2 separate regions of the Homo sapiens genome follow, and region 2 is linked to region 1. A link is a loop called in an ENCODE intact Hi-C map of the cell type or tissue named here. Cell type or tissue: dorsolateral prefrontal cortex. All regions are shown on one strand. Links, peaks and the distances in the headings refer to the core of each region. The heading gives the core; the rest is flanking DNA. Region 1 has its middle 180 kb from the start of CSNK1G3. Region 2 has its middle 250 kb from the start of CSNK1G3.

Evidence for each region. A loop is a pair of places that touch in the nucleus more often than their neighbours do. Peaks named below come from ENCODE experiments on the same cell type or tissue, not always from the same donor. Only the 100,000 strongest peaks of a DNase experiment are listed, where the experiment ranks them.
Region 2: it touches region 1 in a loop (3-fold over the local background); 6 of 110 quality-filtered maps call a loop at or near these places.

The regions. Positions count from the first base shown.
Region 1 is chr5:123,690,513-123,700,859 of GRCh38, reverse strand. No RefSeq gene overlaps it. Among named protein-coding and RNA genes, the nearest start is that of CSNK1G3, 180 kb to the right of the region's middle. In dorsolateral prefrontal cortex, for the core only: CTCF peaks have their summits at 3,646 and 3,848; a DNase peak (open chromatin) is centred at 3,759; H3K4me3 peaks cover 713 bases; H3K27ac peaks cover 1,764 bases.
Region 2 is chr5:123,752,861-123,763,207 of GRCh38, reverse strand. No RefSeq gene overlaps it. Among named protein-coding and RNA genes, the nearest start is that of CSNK1G3, 250 kb to the right of the region's middle. In dorsolateral prefrontal cortex, for the core only: no CTCF peak of the experiment used is centred there; no DNase peak of the experiment used is centred there; H3K27ac peaks cover 3,392 bases.

The sequences.
Region 1 (10,347 bases), core at 1-8,000:
ACAAATAAGGCAATAACATTTCAGTTTCATGAGTCAGATGCTAGAGAATGAAAAGATTTCCTCTTTCTGCTGTGGGTCATTGTGGGGATGACTTCAAGAGATATCACCATGGAGTTCACACAGCACAACAAGCACAACAATGGAAACTTGGAATGGCAGCATTGCCTGCTCTCTAACGTGCCAAATCCCTTATGTTAGCTCTTATACACATGCTATTTGCTTAGAGTATTATTTTTTTCCTCCTCATCTCTGCAATTTTGATAATAGTTTCTTTCCCATAAGTTTCTTATCTGACTGCAGAATCTAGTGGCCTTATAAGAATAATTGAAGAAACGTAAAGCCTCTCATTACCAACCAGAGAGCCTTAAATACATGTACCATAAATGTTTGTGGAATCAAACTTTGCTTAATCAACATCTGTTTGAGGCAAATAAATGTAAAAGTTATTCATTAGGGTCCAGGTCATCTCCACTATTTGAATTTGGGTAAGATTTGCTCCTGCTGTAGTCCAAAGGAGAAGTTATATTCATGAATATTTAATTAGTGCCACCTTTTAGAAAAAAAAAAAAAAACTAAAAGGAGAGCAAATAGCAGCTGCTTTCTAAAACCTTACTCTTTCTTGCATCCTCAACCTCCAATAAGAATTCTATCCAACCATGCTGCATATACAGATGTTTTAACTTTCCTCCCTGTGGCAACAATTGTAGAGTTTGTCTTACAACTCCAGCCCAACTCTTTTGGAATATACTCCACTGACAATTAGGGCAGGAAAGCTTAGGGCTCCCAGGCACTGGCATAGCTTGGGCTCCTTCCATGACCCAGTCTCTACCAAGTAGACACACCCACATGTGATTTGGAAGGCCAGAGGCAGAGCCTCGGCTTGTGCTGCTTCTTTCTGTTGATGAGCACAGCCATGGAAGATATTAATTTCTCTGTTGCAGTAATAATCAAGGACCCAGGGTCGAGTCCTTAGTATGGTGCCACACTGGACCCAGTAAGCCTTTCCTGGGGCCAGAAGAGGAGGACTGAGCAGAAGGCAAGAGAGAAAATATCCAGACTCAAGGTTCCTGACTCACAGCTCAGAAGGAAAAATAAAAACTTGTGGAGGGAGAGACAGCCAGATAGCTGAGGCCTGAATTGCTAAATAGTAAGGCTAGTGCCCTTCTCTCCTAACCTAGGCAGACAGCAACCCTTTTAGAAAAGTCTCACATCTGTGGATATGAACAGACACTTCTCAAAAGAAAACATTTATGCGGCCCAGAAACACAAGAAAAAAGGCTCACATCATCACTGGTCATTAGAGAAATGCAAATCACAACCACAATGAGATACCATCTCACACCAGTTGGAATAGTGATTATTAAAAAGTCAGGAAACAACAGATGCTGGTGAGGATATGGAGAAATAGGAATGCTTTTACACTGTTGGTGGGAGTGTAAATTAGTTCAACCATTGTGGAAGATAGTGTGGCAATTCCTCAAGGACCTAGAACCAGAAATACCATTTGACCCAGCAGTCCCATTACTGGGTATATACCCAAAGGATTATAAATCATTCTACTATAAAGACACTTGCACACGTATGTTTATTGCAGCACTATTTACAATATCAAAGACTTGGAACCAACCCAAATGCCCATCAATGATGGACTGGATAAAGAAAATATGGCACATATACACTGTGGAATACTATGCAGCCATAAAAAAGGAATGATATCATGTCCTTTGAAGGGATATGGGTGAAGCTGGAAGCCATCATTCTCAGCAAACTGACACAGGAACAGAAAACCAAACACTGCATGTTCTCACTCATAAGTGGGAGATGAACAGTGAGAACACGTGGACACAGGAAGGGGAATATCACACACCGGGGCCTGTCAGGGAGGTGAGGGCAGGGGGAGGGAGACCATTAGGACAAATGCCTAATGCATGCAGGGCTTAAAGCCTAGATGATGGGTTGATGGATGCAGCAAACCACCATGGCACACGCATATCTTTGTAACAAACCTGCACGTTCTGTACATGTATCCCAGAACTTAAAGTAAAATAAAATAAAATAAAATAAGAAAATTCCCACATTTAACGTGATGCTGTATTCAACATGAGAGAGATGGAGTAAGTGATAGCTGAGGGCAGATGAGTGTCAAGACAACTATGTAGGGTTCCACTCCAGAATTATATATAAAGAACAATCAAGAATTCTTAGTATCCCACCTTCAACAACAACTAGAGGGGGCAGAAATATTATGGGAGGTGTGAACAGGTAGATATATGAGGTCAGGAGGAGGTAGCTGCAAAGTTCAGAGCTTTTGCAATTAGAGGCAAAAGCCAATTGCCAACATGCACCACACCTCGGTGGATACCAGCGCAGGATGTTCAGGGAACAGGTACACCACGGAACATCACTGCAGGTAACAGAGTGACAGACTGATGCCTAAGTCCAAGCAGGACAAGAACAGATGAATAATACATAAGCTGTCCTGTGAAAATAGACTACTCCCGAGTGGTAGAAAAAGGACACAAGAGAGGCATAAAGAAAATACAGAAGACTGAGAATGTATGCAAAAGTAGCTGAGATAGAAATCAGACTACGATTGTAATAATATTTTAATTTCACTGAAAAGGCACTGATTGGACTGAAAATACTGGAATTACAAAAAAAGAATAAGTTGTCTGGTCAAGACAGTGACTGGGAGAGTAGAGGACAAAATGGAATTATAAAAAATTACAATTAAAGAAAATAAAATTACTTTAAAAAAACACACATCAATCGTTATGTGTAAATTTTGACCCTACTCTCACAGATAGAATTTATTAGTGTTTACCATGTGCCAGTCACAGCTCTAATTAAATATAATGAATATTATGTCATCTTGGTATAGTCTAATTATCTTCATTTCACAGGTAAGGAAACTCAGTCTCACAACTATTAAACAACTTGCCCAAGGATGAACAAAATTATCTATATGATAAAGATATGATAAAGTCATATCTATAGCCAAGCAGTTGCACAAATTATTCCCAATGACTAATCAGTCACTTCAGATGTTTTCTTTCTTCCTCATCCATTTGATAGATACTACAGAGACAGATAGTAATGACCGCACTTTGCACTGTGGGTAGGAAGGGAAGAAGAAAATGCGTCTCCCCAAAGCTGAGATTTTCTTCCCATAACTAGAGTTTGCTTTCCTTGCCTTTTTCTTAACAATATTTCCAACTTCATGAAAATAAAGACTAAGAACAAAAATCAAGGTGTTTGGACATGGAATAGATGGTTGTTGCTATATATTAGACGTGACCCATATCCTCTTCTGGGATTCAAATCACTTATTCTGTCATTAATTTACCAAAAGAAAAGGACCGGCTGTCAGATATTCTTCATCTCTAAGACTTCAAGAAAGAATTATAAAATCAATGTTTACATTATTTTTAAAATTCTAATGTAACATAATTTTAGTGTGGCATAAGATTTAACATAAAATAACTTGCCTATGGCATTTCCTTGTTCTGCCATCCCTTGGGACTAAGCCTGGATGCATTGTTTTGCAATGTTCAAAATTGCAGTCCTCCTTTGCTCACAGCACTTGTAACAGACCAAACAGGCTTATAGCATTCTGGACTCGCTCTGCCCAGCCCTGTCATCCAGATTCCATTCTCTTTCTCTTTGCCCATCAGGCCATCCCGGAAGCTGAGGAGGAGGGTGTGGGTGCCAGCTGTCAGTTCTGAGTTGGAGAGCTGGAGCCAACCCAGGCCCAACTGGGAGCCCAGAAACCGAGCTACCCCAGCCAAGCAGTGCCTGCTTACTTTGCTGAGAGCTTGCAGGGTGCAGTCACTGAACATGTTCTGGATGGTTGTCTTCATAACTCGTGCTGTCATTGTCAGACTGCTGAGCTGGGAACTTTTCCCAGAGGATCAGCAGCATATTTCACTCCAGCTTATGTGCTTCTTTCTGCATCTATTTTTGTATTCAAAACACAGCAATTCTTAGCATGTCCTGTTTGCTTTTGTATACACCCATTATGGAGCCCAAAATATAATAAGCACTCGCTAAATACTTATTGAATAGATGAATGAATAAATGGTAGAATTAATCAGGAACTCAAGGATAACCATGTAAAAATAGATTTAATTTAAAAGCAAGCTTTTTAGCCAGGCCCAGTGGCTCATGCCTGTAATCTCAACCATTTGGGAGGCCAAGACAGGAAGACCGCTTGAGCCCAAGAACTAGAGACCAGCCTGGGCAACATAATGAGACTCCAATTCTACAAAAAAAATAAAATAAATTAGCTGGGCATTTTGACACATGCCTGTATTCCCAGCTACCCATGAGGCTGAGATGGGAGAATTGTTCAAGCTGGGGAGATCAAGGCAGCAGTGAGCCATGACCACACCACTGCACTCCAGCCTGGTGACAGAGCAAGATTGTGTCTCAAAAAATAATAATAAAGCCAGGCACGGTGGCTCATGCCTGTAATCCCAGTACTTTCGGAGGCTGAGGCTGGTACATCGCTTGAGGTCAGGAGTTCGAGACCAGCCTGACCAATATGGTGAAACCCTGTCTCTACTAAAAATACAAAAATTAGCCGGGCGTGGTGGCAGTCACCTGTAATCTCAGCTACTTGGGAGGCTGAGGCAGGAGGATCGCTTGAACCCGGGAAGCAGAGGTTGCAGTGAGCCGAGATTGCACCATTGCACTCCAGCCTGGGCGTCGCAGTGAGACTCCATCTCAAAAATAATAATAATAATAATATTTTTTAAAGCAGCTTTTCTTGAATCTGGCATTGCTGTCCGGATACCAGGGTTCCCAGTGTGGATTCTTGGTGCTTCTCTAACTTTAACATGCATAAGAATCACCTAAAGATCTTGTTGTAATGCAGGTTTTGATTCTTTAGGTCTACGATTGGGCTTGAGTTTCTGCATGTCTGAAAAGCTCCCAGGTGATGCTCTTTACTCAGACAACATTTTCAGTAGCAATGTCCTAATCAATTAATTGATCCCACCGTCATTAGAATCTTAGTGAACTTCTGCGGTCAGGCAAACTTATCCATGGTTAATAAAACAACATGTATGTTTTATATCATAATAAGCAAGAAATAAACACAAAATCAAGATTTCATCAGCAAAGGAATAAATTTGGCTGATATAAAGGACTGGACAATTTCTCTAGTAATTTAAAAGGAGTGTTTACATGAAAAGTTTTCTCACTCCTATACCTCAGAATGAATTTCAAAACTTTCTATAAAGTGAATGAAGTGTTGCCACTTTTGAGTCATGGCTTAAATTCACTCAAGATTGTGAATTTAAGATTCACTGCATTCACTTTATAGAAAGTGGATTTAAATTCATTCAAATCTTCAGTTATGAAATATATTCAAACCAAGGTGTAGTTCTTCCAAACTGCCTCACTAACTTCACTCTCATGAGAAATGGAAAAAAAAAAAATAGTGAAAACCTGATCATCAGCTCACTTGACAGTTAATTTTATGTGGCAACTTGACTGGGCCACCAGATAGATGCTTAGATATCTGATTCAACATTATTTCTGGATGTGTCTGTAAAGATGTTTCTGGAAGTGTCTGTAAAGATGTTTCTGGAAAAGATTCGCATTTTAATTGATGGACTGAGTAAGGTAGATAGCCACTCCCCAGTGTGGGTGGCATCATTCAGTCTGCTGAGGGCCTAAATAGAACAAAAAGGTGGAGAAAAGTTGTATTTGCCCTCCCTCTGCCTTATTGCTTGAGTTGGAACATCAGTCTTCCATCCTCAGTGCCCCCGGTTCTCAGGTTTTCAGACTCAGACTTGGAATCTACACCATTGGCTCTCCAGCTCTCAGGCCTTCAGGCTACAACACTGGCCTTCCTGGGTCTCCAGCTTACAGACACCACATCATGGGACTTATCAGGCTCCATAATCATGTGCCTATACTTTATCATAAATCTCTTTCTAGATTATATATATAAAACATAGAATAAACATATATATACCAATAACATATACACATACACGCACACACTGATTATCTGGAGAACCCTGACTAATATACCAGAAGAGTTTTTAAATGTTGACATTTGTTGTTGACAAGAAGGAGAAAGTAGAGAGTAAAATGGAACTTAAATTAACAGAGTAAATTACAGATGAAGTAGATTGTAGTTTTCCAGAAACTGAAGCCTTTGGAGATAGAATGGAAAGAGACAAGATATTCCTCTGAGTAATGCAAAGCATGATTTTGGAGGAAAATATTCATTTATTTACAGTGGCTTTAGGTCACAGATTGGTATGTAGTGGCTTCTACAAATTAAATAATTACAGGAAAATCTCTCCCTTAAACTTTATGTTTTAGAAACAAATATTTTAAATAGTGGCCATGTTTAACCTGGGGGTTAATATGCAAGCTAAAATCACGATAGGACCTCACTAATAAATACATAACCTAAAATGCAGAGAACTGAGTTGCTCATACTCCCAAGTTTATAACACAGTCATTAATTATTCATATAAGCATCCTCTTTTGCTTCTATTTTTCTTCCTTTTGCCTCAATCTGCACTGCCAATCTCTTCCTAGACCTGTAGGAAATAACTATTGTGTTTCGCATTTTTCCTGGATATGTAGGTATATTTCAAATATGGTACTATTTTGTTGTGTGTTTATGTTTTAAATTTGCCCAAGTAAATGATGTTATAGAACTTGTTACCTTACTTTTTCCTCTGAACATTATGTTTGAAAGATTCATCCACATAACTCTATTTCTAATAGAGATAGAGTTTTGTTTCCTCTGTGAGCATCCCCAATATTTTTCACCCATCTGGTTCCCTAGATACAGTTGCATAGGTTGTCTACAATGCCCTGTTGTACAAATAATGCTTAATCAAATACACATGCCTCCTTAAGGACCAGAACACAAATTCCACAGGATGAGCAGGAGACCTGTGTATACTAAACTAAACTAAAACAACTAAACTAAATATCTCCAGATTACTCTCCAAATTAGCCCTTTGAGTCTGTAGTCTCTGCTTCACATGTTTCTGTATTGGTTCCCTATTTTTTTCTAAGGTTTTGTGGGCTTAGGGGGATTTTTTGTATTCTAGTTATCAATCTCTTCTCAGTTTTTGACTTCTCAAATAATTCCTCCTCACCAGGCATGCTTGCTCAGGCCTCTGATCCCAGCACTTTGGGAAGCCAAGGCAAAGGTAGGAGAATTTCTTGAGGCCAAAAGTTCAAGGCCAGCCTCAGCAACAAAGCGAGACCCTGTCTCTATTTTTTAAATAAGAATAATTTCTCTCAATCTGTTCCTTGTTGGTTGACTTTATTAATGGTGCCCTTTATTAAACAGAAATGTATAATTTTTTATGTGGTCAAGTTCATTTTTTTTTAGTTTTTTTTTGTTTTGGTTCATTGCAACCTCTGCCTCCCAGGTTCAAATGATTCTCCTGCTTCAGCCTCCCAAGTAGCTAGGATTACAGGCACTTGCCACCACACCTAGCTAATTTTTGTATTTTTAGTAGAGACGGAGTTTCGCCACATTGGCCAAGCTGGTCTCAAACTCCTGACCTCAGGTGATCCACCCACCTCAGCCGCCCAAAGTGCTGGGATTACAGGTGTGAGCCACCGCGCCCAGACAAGTTCATTGTTTTGTATCTTATGACATACCTTTGGGCTTTTATATACTAAGTCTTCCGCAATTCAAAATTACAAAGGTGTTTTCTGATTTATTTTTCTTCACTTCATAGTTTTACCTTTCATACATAAGCCTGTAGTCAATTTAAATTATAAATTTGAAAACTAACTTTTTTTTCTGTGTAATGGCCAGTTTTTCCAATATCAATTGATTAAAAAACAATCCTTTTCCATTAGGCCCCCTTCTATCAGATATCAGGTTCCCATGTAAGCATGGGCTTGTTTTAGAGCATTTAGTTCTGTTACATTTCTATGGCCTTGTAGTAGCCTTCAGTTTCTGAATTAACTGACATTTTTCTGAGATAAATCCAACTACATCATAATTATTTTTACTTTCTGGATTCAGCTTGCTAACATTTGGGTAAAAATTTTTACATCTATATTCGTAAGTGAGGGCCATACAAAAGCAGTCTTTCTTGAACTATTGGGAGCAGTTATGATCCCCCTAATTTTTCCCAGGCTATAGAATACAGACTTTGTAGCAGGAATAGATTCCTTGATTTCAGGGTGAGAGTAGGCCATTCTCTGACCATAGAAGATGAATCAGGATTGGTTTAATCTCAGTCATAGGAATTCCACACTCTTCTGCCGGTGATTGCTCTGGGAATCTGCATGTGACCTAGTTCTAGCCAAGGACATGTATTCTGGAGCTTCCCTTCCTTTATAAATAACCGCACTTGGGAAAAGCCCTACCGCGGCCTCTTCCTTTCCTAGAACTCTAGTTTGAGATTGTGAGGCTCTAAGTCACAATATGCAGTATCAACCATTATGAAAAAAATGCAAAAATAAAAAAGATAGAGAAAAAATGGTTAAAAAGAAACTAGGTTTCTGATAGTATCATTAAACAAGTAAATCAATTCTATCAGTTTTAAGCACTGTAGTTTTTATGTGTAAGAAAAGTAATCACTATTTGTTTAAGCATGGCTAAGTTTTTTTGTGATTTGATGCTGAATTCATCCTAAATTATACACTTCTGTCTTATAGTAGGTTTCCCCAGAAATAGACCCTAAGGTAAAGATTCAAGAGTAAAAATCCTATATAAATATTAACAAAGTGCAAAGATATATGAAACAGATAATATATCAAGATCTAATTGGGTTTCTTCTAGTAATATAAGGCTGATTTAACATTTGAAAATCAGTGTAATTCACTCCATCGAAGATTAAATTAGAAAAATCATATAATCATCTCAGTAGATGCAGGAAAATGATTTTATTAAATTAATCATTTATTCATGATAAAAATTGCTATCATGCTAGAAATATATGGGAACAGCTTATTGTGTAAAAGTATCCGTGAATCCTATTGCAAACATCATGGTGAATGGTAAAATATTGAAAGCTTTACCTCTGAGAATGAGGACAAGATATGGATATCTGCTTTCACCACTTCTCATCATCAGAGTCCTAGCTATTGCAATAGGGCAAGGCAAGACAAAAATAAGAAAAAGATTGGAGGAAAAACTAAAATGATCATTTTTTCCAGATGACATGATATTTAGGTATGTAAAAAAGTCCCAAAATATCTACAAATTAATATTACAATTGATACACGAATTCAGAGCAATTACAATATCCCAAATCTGTTTTATGTCTGTATACTAGCAACAAACAAAACTTAAATTTAAAGAAATTTTATAATAACATTAAAAAAACTAACAGCTTGGAAAAAATCTGACAAAATTAAAAAGTCTACAAAATATTACTTAGAGAAATACAGAAACCCTAAGTAAATAATGAGATGTAATACGTTCATGAGTTATGAATCAATATGCAAAGATGTTCATTTTTGTAGTTGATCTATAGAGTCAATGAAATTCCAAACAAAATCCCAGCAAGCATGTTTGTGGAAACTGGCTAATTTAAATGTTATACAGAAATAAAAATGATTGTTATAGCTAAGACCTCTTGAAGAAAAACACACTGGATCACAGACACACCCAGAATAATCAGAGAGAAAAACATATTGGGAAACTTCCACTAATGGATATAAAACCACATTAATCAAGGCAGTGATATATTGGTGTAAAAATAGACAAACCAATGTAACAGAATAGAGTCCAGAGCAAGATGGTAGAATAGGAAGCCCCAGAACCTCCTTTCCCCCAGGGAGACACTGACTCAACCAGAGTACACAGACTATACCCCTTTGTGAGAAATACAGAAAAAAGTTAAGAGGTTACTGCACCAGAGGAGAGCATGAAACCAACCACAGTGAAACCAGCAGGGAAATCTGTGGCACTGACTCACCATTCCAGAACTCCAACAGATCAATAAGAAAAAGACAAATGACCAAATTAAAAATGACTGAAAGATTTGAACAGACATTTTAGAAAAGAATATTAAAATTAAAAATTGCAATAAACAGGCAAAATGTTACTCAACCTTATAAGTAATTAGAGAAATGCAAATTAAAAATCACAATTTGATACCATTACACACTGAATGAAATAGCTGGAATTAAGACTGACATCAACATCAGGTATTCCTGTGAATCAACAGAAGCTCGCATATACTGCTGGTGAAAGTATAAATTGATACAAATAGTTGGAAAACTATTGGTCATATGTAAGGTTGACCATACATATACCTGATAGCCCAGCAATTTTGTTCTCTGTAATTTACATAAGAAAAATTTGTACCTATGTGCACCACAGGTCATATACACACAAAA
Region 2 (10,347 bases), core at 1,089-9,088, 61 kb before region 1:
AAGTTTGAAAATTATAAAAACACGTAGAAATCAAACAGTATGCTCCGGAATGACCACTGGGTAAATAAAGGAATTAAGAAGAAAATTTAAAAATTTTTTGAAACAAATAAAAATGTAAATACAATATACTAAAACCTGTAGGATATAACAAAAGCAATACTAAGAGAGAAGTTTACAGCAACAAATGCCCACAACATTATAGTGGAAAAACTTCAAATAAAAACCTACAGATGCATCTTAAAAAACTAGAAAAGTAAGAGCAAACCAAATCCATAATTAGTAGGAAAGAAAGAAAGATAAGAGCAGAACTAAAGGAAATAGAGGCTTAAAATATACAAAAAAAAACAACCAAACAAAAGATTAATTTTGAAAAGATAAGCAAAGTCAACAAACCTTTAGCCAGACTAAGAAAAAAGAAGAAAAGACCCAAATAAAATCAGAGATGCAAAAGGAAACATTAAAACTGACACTACCGAAATTCAAAGGATCACTAGAGAGTATAGTGAGGAACTATATGGCAATAAATTGGAAAATCTAGAGATAATGGATACATTCCTAGACACACACAACCTAACAAGATTGAACCATGAACAGACCAGCAACAAGTAATGAGATAGAGGTAGTAATAAAATGTCTCTCATGAAAGTAAAGCCCAGGACCTGATGGCCTTACTTCTGAATTCTACCAAACATTTAAAGAAGAACTAGTATCAATCCGATTGAAACTATTTGAAAAAGTCAAGGAGGAGGTGATACTTCCAAACTCATTCTACAAGGCCAGTGTCACTCTGATACCAAAACTAGACAAAGACAGACACACACACACACACACACACACACACACACACAACTACAGGCCAATACCCCTGATGAACATAGATGTAAAAATATTCAAAAAATACTAGAAACTGACCGGGCACAGTGGCTTATGCCTGTAATCCCAGCACTTTGGGAAGCCAAGGTGGATGGATCATCTGAGGTCAGGAGTTTGAGTCCAGCCTGACCAACATGGAGAAACGCCATCTCTGCTAAAAAGACTAAATTAGCCAGGCGTGGTGGCACATGCCTGTAATCCTAGCTACTCAGGAGGCTGAGGCAGGAGAATCACTTGAACCCAGGAGGCAGAGGTTATGGTAAGCTGAGATCACGCCATTGCACTCCAGCCTGGGCAACAAGAGCAAAACTCCATCTCAAAAAAATAAAAAATAAAAAAATACTGGAAACTGAATTCAACAACACATTATAAAGATCATTCATCATGATCAAGTAGGATTTATCCCAGGGATGCAAGGATGGTTCAATATACACAAATCAATAAATGTGATACATCTTATTAACAGAATGAAGGACAAAAACTGTGTGATTATTTCGAGAGATGCCAAAAAAGCATTCAACACAATGTAATATCTTTTCACAATAAAAATTCTCAAACTGGGGGTTTAGTAGGAGGTTTAGTTAAGCTTGTCCTTAAAGTATACTTGAGGAGGGTGACAGGCAGTGTGTGCATGCTTTATGGCCTTATTCAATTAAGCACTCTGCTCCTAATTTACTGCTAAATCCTCCTTGGGCCCTTAGGTTTCATAAGGGTTGTTATGAGATTTTCTAGGAGTAGAAAATATAGCCCATTTCTTACCACACCTCGTGGGCTACAACTTGACCTAACGTTTTTACGTAGATATTTGTGCTTACTTTGCAGCCTTACTAGGGTTTGCTGAAGATGGAAGTATATAGGCTGAGCAAGAGGTGGTGAGGTAAATTGGAGTTTATCAATATATAGAACAGGCTCCTCTAGAGGGATATAAAGCACCGCCAAGTCCTTTGAGTTTTAAGCTATTGCTTGTAGTGTTCTGGTGAATAGTTTTGTTGATTTAACTATTGGAGTTTAGGGCTAAGCATAGTGGGGTATCTAATCCCAGTTTGGGTCTTAGCTATTGTGTCCTCAGAAATATTAAATTCACCTTCGTAGTTTATTTTATTTCAGCTAGGGTTTTTTACAACTTAGATGAAGCTTAGCTTTATTGAGAACAGATCTAAAACACTCTTTAAGCTGGGTTCTATTAGCTTGGGTTAATCGTATGGCTGCGGTGGCTGGCATGAAATTAACCAACGCTGGGTGTTAGTATAGTTTAGTTAAACTTTCGTTTATTGCTAAAGGTTTATCACTGCTGCTTCCTGTGGGGGTGTGGCCGAGCAAAGTGTTTTGAGCTGCATTTGTCTGTGCTTGATTCTTACTCCTTTTGATCATAATGATTTAGAGGGTATTTTCACTAGGATGGTGATACTTGCATGTGTAATCTTACTAAGAGTTAACAGAAAGGCCAGAACCAAACCTATCTGTTTATGGGGTAATAAGTCCGTCTAGACATTTTCAGTGTCTTGCTTTTAATAATTAAGCTACATAAACTGTATATACATTAAGTGAAAAATTGGAGCCTAGAAGAGACAAATATTATTCACAGTTTTACAGCTTAGGGGTTTAAAGTGGAGTTAGCAGGAGTTGGTGGGGTAGTTGTCAGTACTGTGAGTGGTTGGGGGAGTGGGGAGGGGGATAGGTGATGCTTTTGGGGGTGCATCAATTTAGGTTATGGGCTTAGTAGCGGATGAATATATGCATCAGATGAAGTCACTATAAAAATAGAATTAGATTTGGGAGGGTGATGGGGTGGAGTTTCTTAAAAAAAATGCATTAGTTGAGGGGTAGCTGTTGAGAATACCCATAGCTAAAATATAAATATTCAGGCTCTGGCTGAATTGGATTAAGACTTTTTTGTTTTTGGGGTTTGGCAAGGGTGCCTTTTTCCTGGGTTGGTGAGGTCAGAAATGGGTGAGGGGGGCCTTGCGGAATTTTATTCTAAGGTCTGGTATAGGGAGCGGTTGCAAGTTTATCCATTAATTGTTATTATGTCCTACAAGCATGAATTAATTAACACCTTATAGTATTATGCTCAGCCAGAATATTGAACGTAGGTGCAGTTAATAAGAGCGGGTGCCAGGAACCAAAGACAGGTCCGTCTGCAGCTAATGGAGAGGGGTATGGAAGAAACATATCTCAATGTGATAAAAACCATACACAACATATCTACAGCTAGTATTATACTGAGTGGGGTAAAACTGAAAGCCTTTCCTCTAAGATCTGGAACAATACAACCATGCCCCCTATTACCATTTTTATTCAACATAGTGCTAGAAGTCCTAGCCAGAGCAATGAGACAAGAAAAAGAAATAAAGGGCATCCAAATTGGAAAGGAAGAAGTCAAATTAGTGCTGTTTGCAGATCATATGATCTTATATTTAGAAAACCCTAAAGACTTCACCAAAAAACTATTAGGCTGATAAACAAATTCAGTAAAGTTGCAGGACACAAAATCAACATACAAAAATCAATAGCATTTCTATATACCAACAGCAGACAATTTGAAAAAGAAATCGAGAAAGTAATATCATTTACAATAGCTACAAATACTATAAAATAACTATGAATAAACTTAATCTAAGGAGTAAAATATATCTATGATGAAAATCGTAAACACTGACACTCAAAATTTTGAACCCTGAAATTTAACCTTGATAGAAATTGAAGAGGACACAAAAATATGAAAAGATATTCTATGTTCATAGATTAGAGAATCAATATTGTTAAAATGTCTATTCTACACAAAGCAATCTACAGATTATATGATTCAATGCAATCCCTATCAAAATATCAATGACATTCTTCACGAAATAGAAAAAAAATTATAAAATTTATGTAGAACACAGGACCCAGAATAAACAAAGCAATTCAGAGCAAAAAACACACAAACAAACAAAAAACCCTAGAGGCATCACATTATACTACTTGCCTTCAAATTGTACTACAAAGCTATAGTAACCAAAACAGCATGGTACTGGCATAAAAAACAGACACATAGACCAATGGAACTTTACAGTCAACTCATTTTTGACAAAGGTGCCAAGAATATACATTGCTGAAAGGACAGTGTCTTCAATAAATGGTGCTGGAAAACTGGATATTCATATGTAAAAGAATGAAACTAGACCTTTATCTCTCACCATATACAAAGAAAAAGTAAAAACAGTTTGAAGACTTAAATCTGACTTAAATCTAAGATCTAAAACTATGAAATTATTAATATTAGACAAAAATCTTGAAGAAACACTCCAAGACTTTGGTCTGGGCAAAAATTTTTTGAGAAAGACCTCAAAAGTGTAGGCAACCAAAGCAAAAATTAACAAATAGGATCACATCAAGCTAAAAAGCTTCTGCACAGAAAAGAAGAAATCAACAAGAGACAAACAACAGAATGGGAGAAAATATTTGCAAACTATGCATCTGACAAGGGATTAATAACCAGAGCATATAAGGAGCTGAAACAGCTTAACAGAAAATAAACAAACAATCCAATTTTTAAATGGGCAAAAGATCTGAACAAACATTTCTCAAAAGAAGACATACAAATATCCAACAGGTATATTTTAAAATGCTTAACATCACTAAGCGTCACAGACATGCAAATTAAAACAATGAGATATCACCTCACCCCAGTCAAAATGGCTTTTATACAAAAGACAGGCAATCATGAATGCGGGCAAGGATGTGAAGAAAGGGGAACTCTCATACTCTGTTGGTAGAAATGTAAATTAGTATAGCGACTATGAAAACGAGTATGGAGGTTTCTCAAAAAAAACTTAAAATCAAACTACCATATGATCCTGCAATCCCACTGCTGGGTATATATCCAAAAGAAAGGAAATCGGTATATTAAAGTGACATGTGCTGTCCCATGTTGATTGCAGCAGTATTTACAATATCCAACATATGGAATCAACCTAAGTGTCTATTATCAGATGAATAAAGAAAATGTGGTATATACACACAACGGAATATTATCCAGCCATAAAAAAAAAATGAAATCCTGACATTTGCAACAACATGGATGGAACTGAAGGACATTATGTTAAGTGAAATAAGCCAGGCACAAAAAGATAAATGTCACACGTTCTCACTCTAAGTGGGAACTAAAAAATAAAAAATAGATTAAAAAAACTTGAACTCGTAGAGATAAAGAGTAGAAGGAAGGTTACCAAACATTGGGAAGGGTAGTAGGTAGGAGAAGAAAAAGTGAAAATGATTAGTGGGTACCAAAATACAGTTAGACAAAAGGAACAAGATCCAATGTTCAGTAAGACAGCAGGGCAACTATAGTTAACTCTAATTTATTGTATATTACACAATAACTAGAAGAGTTGAAGTGGAATCTTCCTAATACAAAGAAATGATAAATGCTTGAGGTGATGGACAGCCCAATTGCCCTGATTTGATCATTACACATTGCATGCCTGTGTCAAAACATCACATGTACCACATAAATATGTAATATAACAACCATTGTGTGTCCATAATAATTAAAAATATTTTTAATTTACTTATATAAGAGTACAGAGATATATGTGTACTCATTTCCTGATCACTAACTCCTCCAAATAATTCATTTGACCAAATAACATACAATTCTAAAAAAGAAAAAATATATCCATCTAATTTTTAAAAGACCAAGATAAATAAAACAGCTGCTCCTGAAGAATTATAGTATACCACCCGAAAGGCTGCCATCTCGTTTTGAAATAAAATTATTTTTAAGTACTTGCTAGATAATGTTTCATAGGAATAGAAGGAAAATACTTAGAACTAGAAATAACTCAGCAGACTTTTAAGTAAAAATATACTTTGAAGTTGCCTTAGAAATTACTATTCCACTATAACCTGGAAGGGTGGGTTTGGGGAGTTGGGATTATTACTAATATTCCAGAATGAAACATATTTAGTCACCAGACTCTCTGGCAAGCAAGGTCCTGATTCTAGGACAGATATATGACCTTATTCAATCATTATTCACAGAATAAGTTGTTTTAAACTGCACTGGCAAAAAGTTTTTCATACTCTATTTAGTCTCAAAATAATACTTGACAAGTTGATTTTTTTTAATTCTGCTAGTATGATATTTCTTATATCTATAGGCCTCTTTAATCATCTTTTTTGCCAGCTTGGATATTAATGATTGTGTGTGATGTTTCATAGTTATCCCAAACAGTCAGGATAGCTGGCAATAACTCAAGAGTAATTTAGATGCTTTGAAATCTCTGACATATAAAACCATCAGTTCATCCAACTCTGACATCATTAAATAAGACTATTCTTTTTATCAGTGAAATCATTTGGTTCATTCCAACCTCTGCCCTCCTAACTTCTGTGTAAAGTGTTCTTTAAAATGTATAAATTATTACCAAGGGATATTATTAAAAAATAATTAAAGAGTAACTAGCAGGCTCTTATGCTCTGCCATGCATGTGAACCTATCCATTATTGAATTAAGATGTCTTTTTCATTTTTCTTGAATAGATATAAATGAAGCTGCCTCTTCTTCAGAGAGGAAAATCCACTTTAAAGCAATGACATTTGCTGATCAATATGTGGGTCAAAAAAAAAAAGAATCTAGGACTTAAAATATAAAAACTAAATAAACTAAAACCTAAAGTGGAAAATCATCTAAAAGTAGGAATGCTAATTCTTATTAAAGTCCACTAGGTTTAAAATGTGAGCTGAATCAGGTCGATTGTTGTAATTTCCTGAGCATTTGTCTTGAAAACTAATTAGAAAATCTAGAGATAGTACTTGGTATTCCTAACAGGACCGGGAAACCTTTGTGTTTGTTCTTTTGATTCCAACCTCCCATTTGGAAGCAGCCCAGAATCCAGCAATCAAACAAGTTTAACTAACCAAGATTCACATTCTCAAAGTATATCACTCAGTGAGAATATGAGAACAGTAACTTGGTATACTGTGTTACAGACAAAAACTAAGAAAAGCTAGTCTATTACAATAACACCAAAACAGCTCTCCATCAGTCTTACACATTCAGTCTTTATAAAACAAATGTGTTGTTTCTTTGCTTTTGTACACAGATATCTTTAAATATGCAAGAGAAACCACACAGAGTAACTGAAAGTCAATCATATCAGCATTATGCCCTGCTTATTTCTAAACCATTGGCTGGAATTCAGCTAACCTAAACTTAACTGAATGTTAATGTAACAGCTGGCAATATGAATTTTTTAAAAACGATTCCAAGAGTAATGAAAATGAAAATATAACACATGACATTGATCTAAGTTTTGACAGACGTTTTTGGTCAGCATAACATATGAGCTCAGAAATGAAGTGCCAGCCATGTACCTTTCAGGAAAGACTTCCTCTATACATAAAGTTGTTACAGAAAATGACTAGCAGCGTCATATCCTAAGCGTCTTGGCCAATAATAAATTGAACATTAATAGAAACTGACTATTTCTTACATGTCCCCATGAACTAATAGGCTAAACATCCAAGGCATCTGGAATTACTTGCTCTGCTATGGGCTGTCATACAGTTTATCATCCCAGGACCCATTTGACGTGGATGGTGCTCCTAAAAGCCCCAGGAATTCTGCTGCTGAACTGAAATTCCATTTTGAGTATCAGCAGCATTTGTTTATCAGGATAGCTAGGAAGGGAAGGTGCATGAAGAGAACTACTTATCATGCTCAAATGATATTCACAGAGAGAAGAATGGGACCAATGCATTATTTTTAAACTGTGTCTGGCCAGCATGTCAGTATTGATTGAAGAATCCAGCAGCAGTGAAAAGAGTCATGTCTGCATTCAGAGATGAAGAGGCAGTTACGTTATCCACTATCTTTCTTATCAACTGGTTAGATCAGTCCCTCATTTTTAGGACAAATAATAATAAAAATCGTGAACATCTTGCAGGACCTCAAAAGAAAATGTTGCTTCCCCCTCCCAAAAATCTAAAAAAAAAAAAACAAAAAACAACAACAACAACAACAAACAAGCTAATAGCCTTCCTACCCTTCATATAGAAAGGCAATTTGATGCGAAAATGTTTTCTCCTAAGTGATGGAATGTGCAGTCATGCACCAGCAACCCAGTGCTGAATATCAACTTGTCTGGATGAAACTGCTCTGGGGTTGGACAGAACACACTGTTAGAAACGGAGGCACTTCAATACACGAGGAGAGGCTGTGCACTCTATTTCAGAAGATGGAGGTTTATCTTCCAGTGGAGGGCTTTGATGTTATTCATATGCTAACAATATCACCATTTCCTCACAGCACTCAATACACAGAGAATAAAAGACATCATTTGCTGACATGGGGCTCAGCACTTTCTGTCCAGCATACTGATCAACAATCTGCATTCAGCTTCACAGCTAAGCCATCACATAACCTTTAAATTGTTCTTTTAACACTTTAAAATTCTGGTCAAAATAATTTACCATTTTATAGAATAAAATGATGAAACAAAGAACTCTAACTGTATTTTCCCTCTGCTCCTAAAATGTAGCTTCAGTGCCCCTGGGGCTCCTTTCATCTCATCTAAGTGCTGGCATATGATGTGATTGTTAACATAGCTGGCCACCAGATGAAGTGAATTATCTAAACTGCCAAGGTTCCCACTTTCTTTCCAATTTAAACATCAATTTAACACAGAAACTGAAGGGTATTATGAAAGCTTTAATATGAACCATTTCAGACATGAGAAAAAAATACTGGAAGGTTTTTTCAAACAGCCAAACAAACATGCAATTTTTTGAAGCTGCAGATGAGTCAGGAAAATGAATGTACCATCAGAGCACACGCAGTATGCACTTCAACCAACAGCAACAAAGAAAGGCCTCTTTGTCTTAAACATGCTTTTCTGAGCAGGGGAGGATTTCACTAAAGAAAATATCCTGGATGATCTTGTTAGGACATTAACTAAATACAAATTATCATCAACAAAGAAAACACTTCTTATTTTAAACATTTCAAAATGCATATCATTCATGTGGATGATACGGAATTTTTTGATAGTCTTCTCTGGATTATTAGTGTTCTTTTCATTATGTAACTTGCTTTTCTCATGGAAATGTTTTCTCCACTTGGATCACTAACTGCTAACAGAATGTGCAAGCATATGTCCTGCATATCTCTTTGAAAATGAGACCATTTCATAGCTAATTCATGACAATAAAAAGTGATGCTTTCTTACACAAAGTGGAGCGTTTCTTGCTGTATGCCATTTCAATTAAGGCATACGAGTTTGAATCAAAACAAAGTGAATTATTAGCAGGTATAATCTTTACCCTTTTTAAGCCTTCACAATATAAATGATATTAATATGTAAAATATATAAAGAACTACAGTCACAATTACATGTCCTTATGAAAATGTAAGATTTAAAGATATGAAACAAAATTTGAAGTTATATTTAACCAAGATTAAATAATATACAAGTTAAATACATATGATTTTGCTATCTGAAAGCATTCCTGAAAGTTAACAACATAAATTACAGATTTTCGTCTAGAAAATAATCTTCCTTAGAGTCAGTTAATAGTTTATAGAAAGAGAAAAGGAAGGAAGGAAGGAAGGAAGGAAGGGAGGGAGGGAGGGAAGGAGGGGAGGGGAGGGGAGAGGAGAGGGGAGGGGAGGGGAGAATGGAGGGGAGGGGAGAATGGAGGGGAGGGGAGAATGGAGGGGAGGGGAGAATGGAGGGGAGGGGAGGGGAGGGGAGAGAAGGGAGACGGGAATTTTATTATACAGAGCTATTCTAATTATTATTTTCTTCTTAAAGGTATATTTTGAGAAAGTGCAAGACTATAAAACACATATGAATAAATTATACAAATCATAAATGGCACCATATAAAGTAAAAGGGATATTACCATATAAGGACTGCATAGCTGTTCCCATATGGAATGCACAGGGAATATTATTGACAAATCCAGAACAGCCATATGTAACGCTCAGTGGCACTTCCAAATATAAAATACAAATACAATATGTAATACACTTACAGTATGTTGCATACCAAATGATCAAGCAATTTACCAAAGATTAGCATTTAAGAAACAAATACTACTACAAATAACATATGCACCTATTAATGATTTATTTTTACATTGGTGGTATTCATCAGATTTATCTTATGTTAAAAAGAAGTTTTCAGGGAATTTTCTGGCCCAAGGCTCTTTGTGGTAAACTAAAGGAAAATTATAGAACCATCTTGCCAAAAGAAACTTTAGAGATCATGCAGTCTTACTTTTAAGTGGGAAAATTGAAGCCCAGAAATGTTAAGTTGCTTGCTCAAGATTACAAAGCCCATTCATGGCAGAATTCCAGATCTCCTGGCTCTCAGACCAGACCCCAAATTAAAGCTATCCTAATTAGCTCCTTTTTACTGACAACACATATATATTTTAAAATCTTCATTGTCTGCTCTGTTGTCCAGTACAACAATCATCTGCAGA